2 separate regions of the Homo sapiens genome follow, and region 1 is linked to region 2. Evidence: chromatin contacts called from ENCODE Hi-C or POLR2A ChIA-PET data. All regions are on one chromosome and are shown on one strand. The core of a region is the stretch at or near the end of the contact, and the rest is flanking DNA. Distances in the headings are between cores, read along the strand shown.

Region 1 (4,628 bases), core at 1,336-3,835, 240 kb before region 2:
CCCGCTGGATCCGGGAATTGCTGCCGCCCCGACGGAAATCCTGCCTTTGACCGCGAGTGCCCGCAGGGGCTGCCTCCAAGGCAACGAGAGGGCGGGCCGCGCTGGGCCGCCGCGGGGCTCCGGGTGGGCGCAGCCCCCTTTGCTCTCCGCCTTCGCCCCCTTTTGGAATCCTCGGTCTGGTGGGTGGGGGGTGGGCTTCCCGACCGAGGTAGGAGGCGATGCCGCTGTGTTCAGGGATCCTGGGGTGGAGGATCTGCTGTTTGAGAGACCTGGGTTCTTAGCAAGACTGGGCCCTTAATTGCTGTGTGACTGTGGGCAAGTTACAGGGCTTCTCTGGGCCTCACTTTCCTCATCTGAACTATGGTGAGAAATGATCCTTGTGTCCACTCTTCCCCCACGAGAATCAGGTGCAGAAAGCAGTTTTTGCTGAGTGTCCTGAAGGGTTAAGGGCTATCCCTGACTCAGCGAGCCTCCCCTTCACCTTCTCAAAAACATGCAGAGGAGGCCAGCCTGGGCAGCACAGGGAGACCCCCGTCCTGTCTCTACAAAAAAATATAGTTAGCCAGAAGGCTGGAAGTGGTGGCACCTGCTGTAGTCCCAGCTACTCCAGAGGCTGAGGCCGGAGGATCGCTGGAGCCCACGAGTTCAAGGCTGCAGTGAGAGCTCCTGGATGAGAGAGTGAGATTTTGTCTGTAAACAACAACAACAACAAAAAGCATGGAGGGGGACCAGACTGCCCGGCTCTCACTGACAGGGCCTCCAGGGACCAGCACACAGTTGGCGTCTAAATAGTTTATGGCTCTGATGAGAGCCCATACTGGGGAGGTCAGCAGAGTTAAAATCTGTCTCACACCCTCTCTGGTGCTGCATCCAGTTGGCCGCCCCTCGGGTGTGTACTCTCAGGGGCCCTGATGTCCTTGGCATCCTTCCGACTGTGGTGATGATGGGAGAGCAGGACCCTGTTCCCACTTCACAGATGGGAAGATGGAGGTTTGGGAGTTGGCAACCTGCAGGGCCAACAGTAGGGACCAGAATTCCAGGACATCTCGTCTCTGATGTAGCCTGAGCTGAGGCCTGAATCCTTACCTCATCCCTACCAAGTTTCATGTACCCTCCGGGGAGGAGGGTGTGGGGTTTAGGGGCTTCATGACTACTTCCTGTTCCAGTGAGTAGGTGCTCTCACACCCTCCTCCAGTGAGGGTGTGAGTGTTTGTATGTTTTGGGCTCTGAGTGAATGAGCATGAACCCTTGAGCATATGAGTGGATGTTTGGGTGATCTCTGCAGCCACCTGGGGCTGATGTGGCAAAGGAAGTGGCCAGACCTCAGGAGGCTGGGTAGGGAACCCCAGAGCTGGGGAAGTAGGGGCCAGGGCTCTTCCCACGCAGAGCAGACTGGGCTGACCTAAGGTGGGAAAAGGCAGGATGTCCCCCTCACCGCCCCACTCCCCTGAGGGACCAGGGAGGGGGCTTCCTGTCTGGCCACACTGTGAAATCTAGACTCCCATCCCTTGGCTGCCCCTGGACCCCCGCCCCCCGCCGCCATGGCTTCCATCTCCTGAAAATCCTGAGTCCCAGGCCAGATGGCATCTAAAGAGCTGTGTTTTAGAGGCTGGTGGGTGGTTTTCAGCAACAGGTGGAAAACCACTTTTACCCACAAGAAGTGGAAAAAACTGCTAATGGCCTCGGGACCACATGGAGGGTAAAGGCCACCCCCGATCCTGCACACACCTGGCCTCACCACGGTGGTGGTGGAGTCAGACAGGGTTGGGTGGGTATGTCTTCTTCAGGAGGCAGTTTCGAGGCCTCAAGAAAGGATGGTGTGAGATGAAAGGGGGTTAATGAAGGCAGGGCACGGTGGCTCACGCCTGTAATCCCAGCACTTTAGGAGGCCGAGGTGGGTGGATCACCTGAGGTCAGAAGTTCAAGAACAGCCTGGCCAACATGACTAAACCCCATCTCTACTAAAAATACAAAAATTTAGCTGGGCATGGTGGCAGACGCCTGTAATCCCAGCTACTCAGGAGGCTGAGGCAGGAGAATTGCTTGAACCCGGGAGGCAGAGGTTGCAGTGAGCCGAGATCGAACCATCGCATTCCAGCCTTGGCGACAGAATGAGACACTGTTTCAAAAAAAAAAAAAAGAAGAAGAAGAAGAAGAAGAACAAAGAAAGAAAGAAAGGGAGTTAATGAGCAGTGGGGGCCTCAGCAAAGGCACTGGCATTCAGCCAGGTGGAGGGTCTCGGTGAGAGGACTGAGGGTGAGGGATGGAAGCCCGCCCGGTCTGAGGGATAGGGCCTAGTGAGAGATGCGGCACAGTGGGATGGGAGTCACCTGCAGACCTCAGCCTTGCTCCCTGACCCTCCAGCCCTGGCCTGCCCCCGGCCAGCCCAGAGCCTGGAGGAGAAGCCGGAACTCTTGCAGGATGGTGGTTTCCTGCCCCTGCCCAAAGTCCCGGTTCCCTTTTGATGAAATCCCCCAGGCGGCTGGGCCAGCTCAGCCCTCTCACCTCACCCTGGGAACTTCTCTTTCTTCTCAGCCCTGCCCAGTTCTGTACCCTCTGGTCCCACACCGTCACTGCCACGGAGGACCTTCCTCAAGGGAAAGGAGGGAAGTGAAAGTTCACTGGGCACTTACTGTATGTCTGATGCTTTCAGTGATGTGACCCCATTTGATGCTGAGAAGCAACCCCAGGAGGTGGACATTTGTATTCTTATTTTATAGGCAAAGATGCTGCCGCTCAGGGAGATGAACTGACTTGCCCAATGCCTTAAGCTAGTTGTCAGGCAGGCTAGAATTTGAGCCTAAATCTGCCTCTAGATCCCACAGATACTTGGTGAGGGTTGCGGGGGCAGGACATCCTGTGTCTACATCAAAGAACTGGCATAGCTTTGGGAAGTGTGGGCCTCGAAAAAGGATGGGTGGACCTGGGGTTCCTATGTCCAGCAGTAGGGGTGAGTGGGAGGCAGGGTCCCTCCCTGCTGGGTGACCAGCTGCCATATGACAGGGGTGGTGTGTTCGACCGGAAGTATGACATTCACTAGTTAGGAACAGCATGATCTCCTGCTCAGGCTTTGGAGAACACAGCAGTGGGGGAGGGAACAGAACTCTGGACTTGAATTAATAGTCCTGACTTTGAATCCCTTGTCTGGCTGTGTGATCCTGGGAAAGTAACTTCCCCCTATGCAAAAGAGAAGGTGGAGTGGTAAATGGTCCCTGGGGGCCATTCTGGTTTTGGTTATTGGTCACACTTGGCCACTGCACATCGGGCAAGAGCCACATGTCATGAAGCCCTCACAACAACTACTCAGAAGGTGCAGATGCAACAACTAAGGCTCAGAGGCTTATGTCAAAGATCCAAGGTCATAGAGCTACTGAAGAATGGAGCTGGGGAGGGCCACAGGGCAGATGTTGAAGTGAGGAGCACTGCGGTCCAGGGTTGGACCTCAGTTTGATACTTGTAACCTGATTTTGACCCTGATGGGGATCTCGGAGGCGACTCCTGTAAACCAGATGTTCAAGAGACATATTTATAAACAGAACCAAGTGCCCAGAATGATGCTGTGGCTACTCTCTGAGCTGCCCCCTTTCTGGTATTAGCAGGCAGCGAAGTTCAGTGCTGAGAAAAGAGAGACCTGGCTTCTTCAGATTCAGCGACTGCCTGAGAAAATCTGGGCAGATATGGCTCTCTCTCTCTCTCTCCTGCGCCCCTCCCTCCCCCCACCTGCGCCCTGCCTGCTGTATCAAGGATTTAGAGCATGAGGCACAGGGCTGAGAACACTAGGTGCTCCTTAAGAGACACACGTTATTGCAGGGGTGTCCAATCTTTTGGCTTCCCTGGGCCGCATTGGAAGAAGAAAAATTGTCTTGAGCCACACATAAAATACACTAACACTAATGATAGCTGATGAGCTTTAAAAAATTGCAAAAAAGGCCGGGTGCAGTGGCTCATGCCTGTAATCCCAGCACTTTGGGAGGCCGAGGCGGGCAGATCACGAGGTCAGGAGATCGAGACCATCCGGGCTAACACGGTGAAACCCCGTCTCTACTCAAAATACAAAAAATTAGCCAGGCGTGTTGGCAGCGCGCCTGTAGTCCCAGCTACTCAGGAGGCTGAGGCAGAAGAATCACTTGAACCCAGGAGGCGGAGGTTGCAGTGAGCCAAGATTGTGCCACTTTACTCCAGCCTGGGCAACAGAGTGAGACCCCGTCTCAAAAAAAATCACAAAAAAAATCTCATAATGTTTTCAGAAAGTTTACTAATATGTGTTGGGCCACATTCAAAGCTGTCCTGGGCTGCATATGGCCCATGGACCATGGGATGGACAAGCTTGCATTATTGCTTCTACTAGGATTACAGAATGGACTAGTGGTTACAGTGGTTTTTGGCAACAAGTTGATCAGCATTGCATTTTAGCATCCTTTACTCACAATGTAATCTTGGGCAAGTTACTTAACATCTCTGTGCCTCAGTTTCTTCATCTGTAAAATAAGGGTAGTCATAAACCCACCTCATAGGTTCACCAAATAAGACCATGACTGGGAGTTACTTGGCAAGATGCTAGTCACTGTGTAACTGTTTAATAAATTAGCTCATTTTTACTGCCACCTGGATTTCTAGGAAGTCAAATT
Region 2 (4,903 bases), core at 1,212-3,711:
CATCTGGGACTTGGAATGGCACTGTAAAACTCCCAGCATTCTGGAATTGCAACCCAGCTGGGCTGTGAGACATTTCTGAGTAGAACACTGACCACCTGAACATTCTGGAACCGTGGAGCCAGCTGGGCCCCCATAGGGATCTGAACAGAACCTTGAAACACCCAATGTCCTAGAACTCCAGAACCAGCTGGGTCTGGGGGGTGTGGAGCTGGGGGTTTGGAAAGAAGCCCTGGAGAGCCTAACATTCTGGAATTCTGTAGTAATCAGGGTTGAAGGGTCATGAAGACTCAGCTAGACATCACTGGGGGAGCGGGATCGGAAGGGGATCTTGGAAGAGGAACAGCAGCAGCAGACAGCCCACAGCACTTTCTGCACATCCTGGTTGCGGAAGGCGTAGATGATAGGGTTGATCATGGAGTTGTAGGTGGCAGGGAGCAAGGTAAGATAGGTGTAGAGAGGTGGAGAGTGGGCATCACCCAGCAGGCAGTAGACAGTGAAGGGCAACCAGCAGGCGGCAAAGGCTCCAAGCACCACGGCCAGTGTGGCAATGCCCTTGCGGGTGGCCACATAGTGGGAGGCAGGCAGCAGGTGCCGCTGAAGGGCAATCTGCTGGGCATGGCGGCAGACGATGCGGCAGATTTGGGCGTAGAGCTGCAGCATGATGCCAAACACCATGAAGAAGGCAATGGCCAGAACTACCAGATGGTTCTTGGAGAGTGGATAAACCACGCCACATGTGGTCAGGCCATCCAGGCAGTTCCAGGCCAGCACAGGCAGCAGCCCCAGGCCCAGGGCACCTCCCCACACTAAGGCCAGCATCACATAGGTCCGTGTCACTGTTGTCTCTGAATAGTAGGTGAGGGCATTGTACAGAGAAAGGTAGCGGTCGACAGTGATGGCCAGTAGACTGCCGATGCTGGCGGTAAAGGCCATTGCCAGCACGCCAACCAGCACCAGGCTCATCTCCGCTGAGCCGATGCAGAAGACAGCAGCAAAGTGCAGGACCAGGCCCAGGCCTGCCAGCAGGTCTGCCACGGCCAGGCTGCCCACCAGCAGGAACATGGGGGCACGGAAGGCAGGAGTGCCCACGATGATGGCCACCACTAGCGCATTCTCGCAGGACACCAGGGTGCCTGAGATGCAGAGCACCACATCCCAGGCCTTAGGCGAGGGCAGTGGTGCGGCTGGACCTGTGGGCCCCTCTGCTGGGCCCACGCTGCTTACATTCACGTTGCCTGAGCCAGCTGAGAGCCAGGCCAGAGGGCTGCCTGCACCCCACATCATGGTACCTGCAGGAGAAAGGCCTTGTGAGAAGCTGACCAAGCTGGGTGATGGGAGTTGGGGTCTGGAGGGGGTGAGGTGCTTCTCAGGATACGTGGTGGGAGTCTCTCCTCAGGATACCTGATAGGGTCCCAATGCCTTATCCCCACATTCATGCCCTGGGGCTCTTCCCAGGATACCGCTGTCCCCTCCAATGCCCCCAGGCCTCTAAACAGGGGTCTCTTCCTGGGGATCCCTGTCCTAGGTCCTGCAGGTCTCTTTTTCCCACGTGTGTGACCAGAGGAGAGACAGAAGAAGGGGTACTATAAGTGGAAGAGGGCCATAGGATCCAGGGGATGCCCCCGAAGGCTCAAGATTGGGGTAGGGAAACATCTACCCCATCAGGGAGACTGAGCAGCTCCGCTCCCTCCCATCAGAGATGATGATGCTAGCTCGTGCCTGAGGCTCCCAGACCCCTCACGATTTTCAGTACTGCCAGCCTTAGACTCCGCCCCCAGGGAATGCGCGTGAAGCTCCCGCCAGCCATCACCCCGCACTCCCGCGGTAACACCTGGGAACTCAGCCCCCCACCCCCCACCCTCCCAGACTTCTGTTCCTGGCTGGACCCTTCTTTCCGCCTGAATCTCTAGGTCTCTGGGCAGACCCCCCTGCTGGAAGACTGGATCCCTGAGTCAGATGCCTCCTTCTGCCCGGACACCTGGATTTTGGGCCTGACTCTGCCTCCTGCCTGGATACCTGGATTCCTAAATTGGACACCTCCTGCTGTTCGGACCCCTGGGTCCCTGCCCCAGACGCCTCCTGCCGGCTTAACCTCAGATGACCATCAGTCCCTCCAGGGCCTCGGGTCCCTGCAGGAATGCTTACCCTTCGCCGGGTCATCCAACTCAACCCCAGCACTCGAGCACTTGGGCCCAAGCCTGCTAACCCAGAATCGCCTAAACCCAGAATTCCCACCTCGAACTCGAACCCCGGCCGGCCACTAGGAGCCTTCCGCCGGCCCAGTGCCCCAGCATCCTGCGTGCCCTTCAGGACCCCTGGTGCCCGCGGCGGGGCCCGCTACTCACCGCTCAGGACCAGGCGCGGCCGGGCCGCGGGGAGGCTCCGCTCGGGTCCTGGCGGCGCAGGGCGTGCGTGGACCCCGAGAAGCCCCCGCGGCCGCGGGAGAAGCGGCGTGAGTCACCCCGCCCCGCCCCCGGCCACCGGTTCGGTGACGTCAGCGGTCCGATCAGCCAATGGGCGCGGCGCGCTGGGGCGCAGCGCGCGTTGCGCGGCATAGTAATAAGGCCTCGCACCGCCCGCTCCCCCATTCATAAAAAGCGACCGTGGCTGCGGCCCCGCCCCCTCCCGAGTCCGCCCGCGCTGTCCTTGACGCGGCGCCCTCTGCGGGCCGGGGGTTTCAGAGGCGCCGGTGCGAGAGCCTTGAAGTCTCAGAGAGGCTGCAGGGAACGTGGTGGAAGAGTGGAAAGGGGGCCCGGCTAGGCTGTGGGGTGATGGGACCCTTGGGTGGCAGAGAGGCTGACGAGATCCAGGTGACGAAGGAAGAGCTTGTGATGGGGCTGGTTGGGCTTCCCTGGTGAGAATGACAGGGTTTCCAAGATGATGGGGCCCTGAGGTGACGATGACAGGGAGCACGAGGGAGCGGGGAGGTGGGTGGCAGTGACGACATTAGCATGGTGACAGAATCTTGGGGTGGGGGGTGATGGCCGTGGGACGCTAACGGTAGAGGGGAAGCCCTCAGGGCAACCATGGCAGTGTCAGGGTGACTATGCAGCAGGGGGGAGTTCAGGGACCCCGGGATGGCAGAGGCAGCGGCCTGGGAACATGGAGTGTCCAGGTGACTTCAGGTCACCATTACCCTGTCAGAATGGCTGGGGTACTGAAGCGACAATGCTAAGCCATGAGGACTGTGGGGCCCTGGAACGAAGATAGCAGGTGGCTGTGGTGAGTGGGCTCCAGGGTGAGGGGCACAGGGTAGAGGGTCTGGACTGACAGTGACCAGGCAGGTAAGTTGCTGCCAGGGCAAGTCCCGTGATGCCGGGGCTGGGATAAGAGCTGGGTGACGTCACTCATGTCAGCCCAATAGCGCCCTCACAGCACCGGAGGGGTGGGCCTGGCAAGATTTCAAAACCTGAATTATTTATTCCAGTATCTAGAAAGCCAGCGTGGAGGGGGTGAGGGGTGCACTTCCCTGAAGCAGGAGGAGATGGGGAGCCGGGAAGAACTTGGAAGCAGAAAGCCTGGCAGCTCAGTCCTCAGGGCAGGCCCCTCTCAGCCTCCTATTTTAGGCATCCTGATGGGTGGAGCAAGGAGAAAGAGCTCCCTCTTCCCCAACGCCATCTGCCCTTAGTCCAGGGGAACCACTCTGGGCAGACTTCTCCAGATGTGACAGATGTGGCCAGTCCTGCGGCAGGGGGACTGGCTGCTCCTTCTCCCTGTGTCTCTTGCCTTGATGCTCCCTGGAATCATGCAGGCCTGTGGGAGGGGAAGATGAGGTTAAGAGGCCTGAGGATCCCAGGCCCCACTGGACACCCCCATCACAGCACCATCACTGCAGCCCCCATGGTCAGCCTCCACCAGGCAGGTTTTGGGTTTGAGTGTGAGGCAGCAGAAGGTCAAGTGGCAGGGAACATGGGAGGAGGAGGGGGTCGGAGCTGGAGAAGAGGATTCATTTCAGGTTGGATGTGGTGAGTTTAGGGGGCTTAGGGGGTGGAAGTGTCCAATCTCAGTTTCTCCATTTCCTAGCTGGGTGACTTTGGAGAGTTTCTTCAGCTCTCTGTGCCTATTTCCTCATCTAAAACACAGGGATAATATTAGTACCGGCCTCATGGGGTTGTTGAGTGGGTTCTACTTGCCATTGGCCATCAATGTTACAGCTGGATAATGAGGGACACCTGGGAGGTGTAGGCATGCAGGTGGCAACTGATGTTTTAGGGGTAAATAATGTCACCCAGGGGCGGGAGCAGAGAGTGAGGAGTGGCTTCAGGGGCTCCTCCTCCTGGGCTCTTGCACCTGACCCCTCTGACAACAACCCTTCTCTTCATCCAGGTCTCTGCTCCCGAATTACTTCTGAAACAGGCTGCTCTGAACTCTCAGATCGCCACTGGCCTCCCCATCACTCTCCCTCCCCTTCTCTTGATTTATTCATTTTTGGAGGATGAAGCACTCTTGAAATTATAAATGAATTCATGTTTGTTTGTTTTACTACATGTCAGCCCCACTAGAATCTAAGCTCCAAGAGGATACTGACTATGTCCCATTTCTGCTAGAGAACAGTGCCTGATATGTAATGGGTATTGAAGAAATAATCATGGACTGGATGATTGACCTAAAAGGGAACAACCAGAGGAAAAAAGGAAAACAGAGAGAATAGTAATATGCCTGGTGCCCAGGAAGGTGGGGGTGTCAGAGAGAGGATCCAAGGGCATCAGGGCCCCAAGACTCAGGGTCAGGGATCCATTTACTCCCCCATCAGAGCTGGGTCCCTACAGAGTTCTGGTCTCTGCGATGGGTGAAGGCTGCTGGGAGGTTGGCATCAAAGGGGGGTATCAGGGACTATCTTCTACTACTCTGAATGGCAATTATATATTTTTTAAGTTTTCGTAGCTTATTGATCCTCTGGTGA

The links. Hi-C counts contacts between places; a loop is a spot of excess contacts on that map. ChIA-PET counts read pairs that join two places held with the same protein, here RNA polymerase II (POLR2A). Pooled maps may share reads with other maps.
Region 1: a loop to region 2 is called in a pooled map, with 2.9 times the contacts of the local background. The contact joins the enhancer-like site here to the promoter of GPR3 in region 2. A Hi-C loop is called at or near these places in 1 of 37 single-sample maps with no recorded cell type and 4 of 50 pooled maps. POLR2A ChIA-PET finds 5 or more read pairs at or near these places in 3 of 52 experiments (K562, activated B cell and naive thymus-derived CD8-positive, alpha-beta T cell).

What each region holds. Positions count from the first base shown.
Region 1 is chr1:27,629,653-27,634,280 of GRCh38, reverse strand. The region is part of intron 1 of FGR (FGR proto-oncogene, Src family tyrosine kinase); the gene reads left to right. Among named protein-coding and RNA genes, the nearest start is that of FGR, 3.2 kb to the left of the region's middle. RefSeq lists a silencer at 1-20 and enhancers at 1,601-1,650, 2,051-2,190, 2,321-2,370, 1,879-2,379. Within about 2 kb of position 2,585, at least 25 of the 41 ENCODE cell types and tissues checked have a DNase peak (open chromatin) inside an H3K27ac peak, as active enhancers do.
Region 2 is chr1:27,390,180-27,395,082 of GRCh38, reverse strand. GPR3 (G protein-coupled receptor 3) reads right to left here and starts at 2,461. Exons shown (of 2, transcript NM_005281.4): 1 at 2,346-2,461; 2 at 1-1,289. The coding sequence starts at 1,284. The coding sequence ends at 292. RefSeq lists enhancers at 73-870, 1,699-2,234, 2,772-3,308, 3,309-3,845 and a silencer at 2,258-2,757.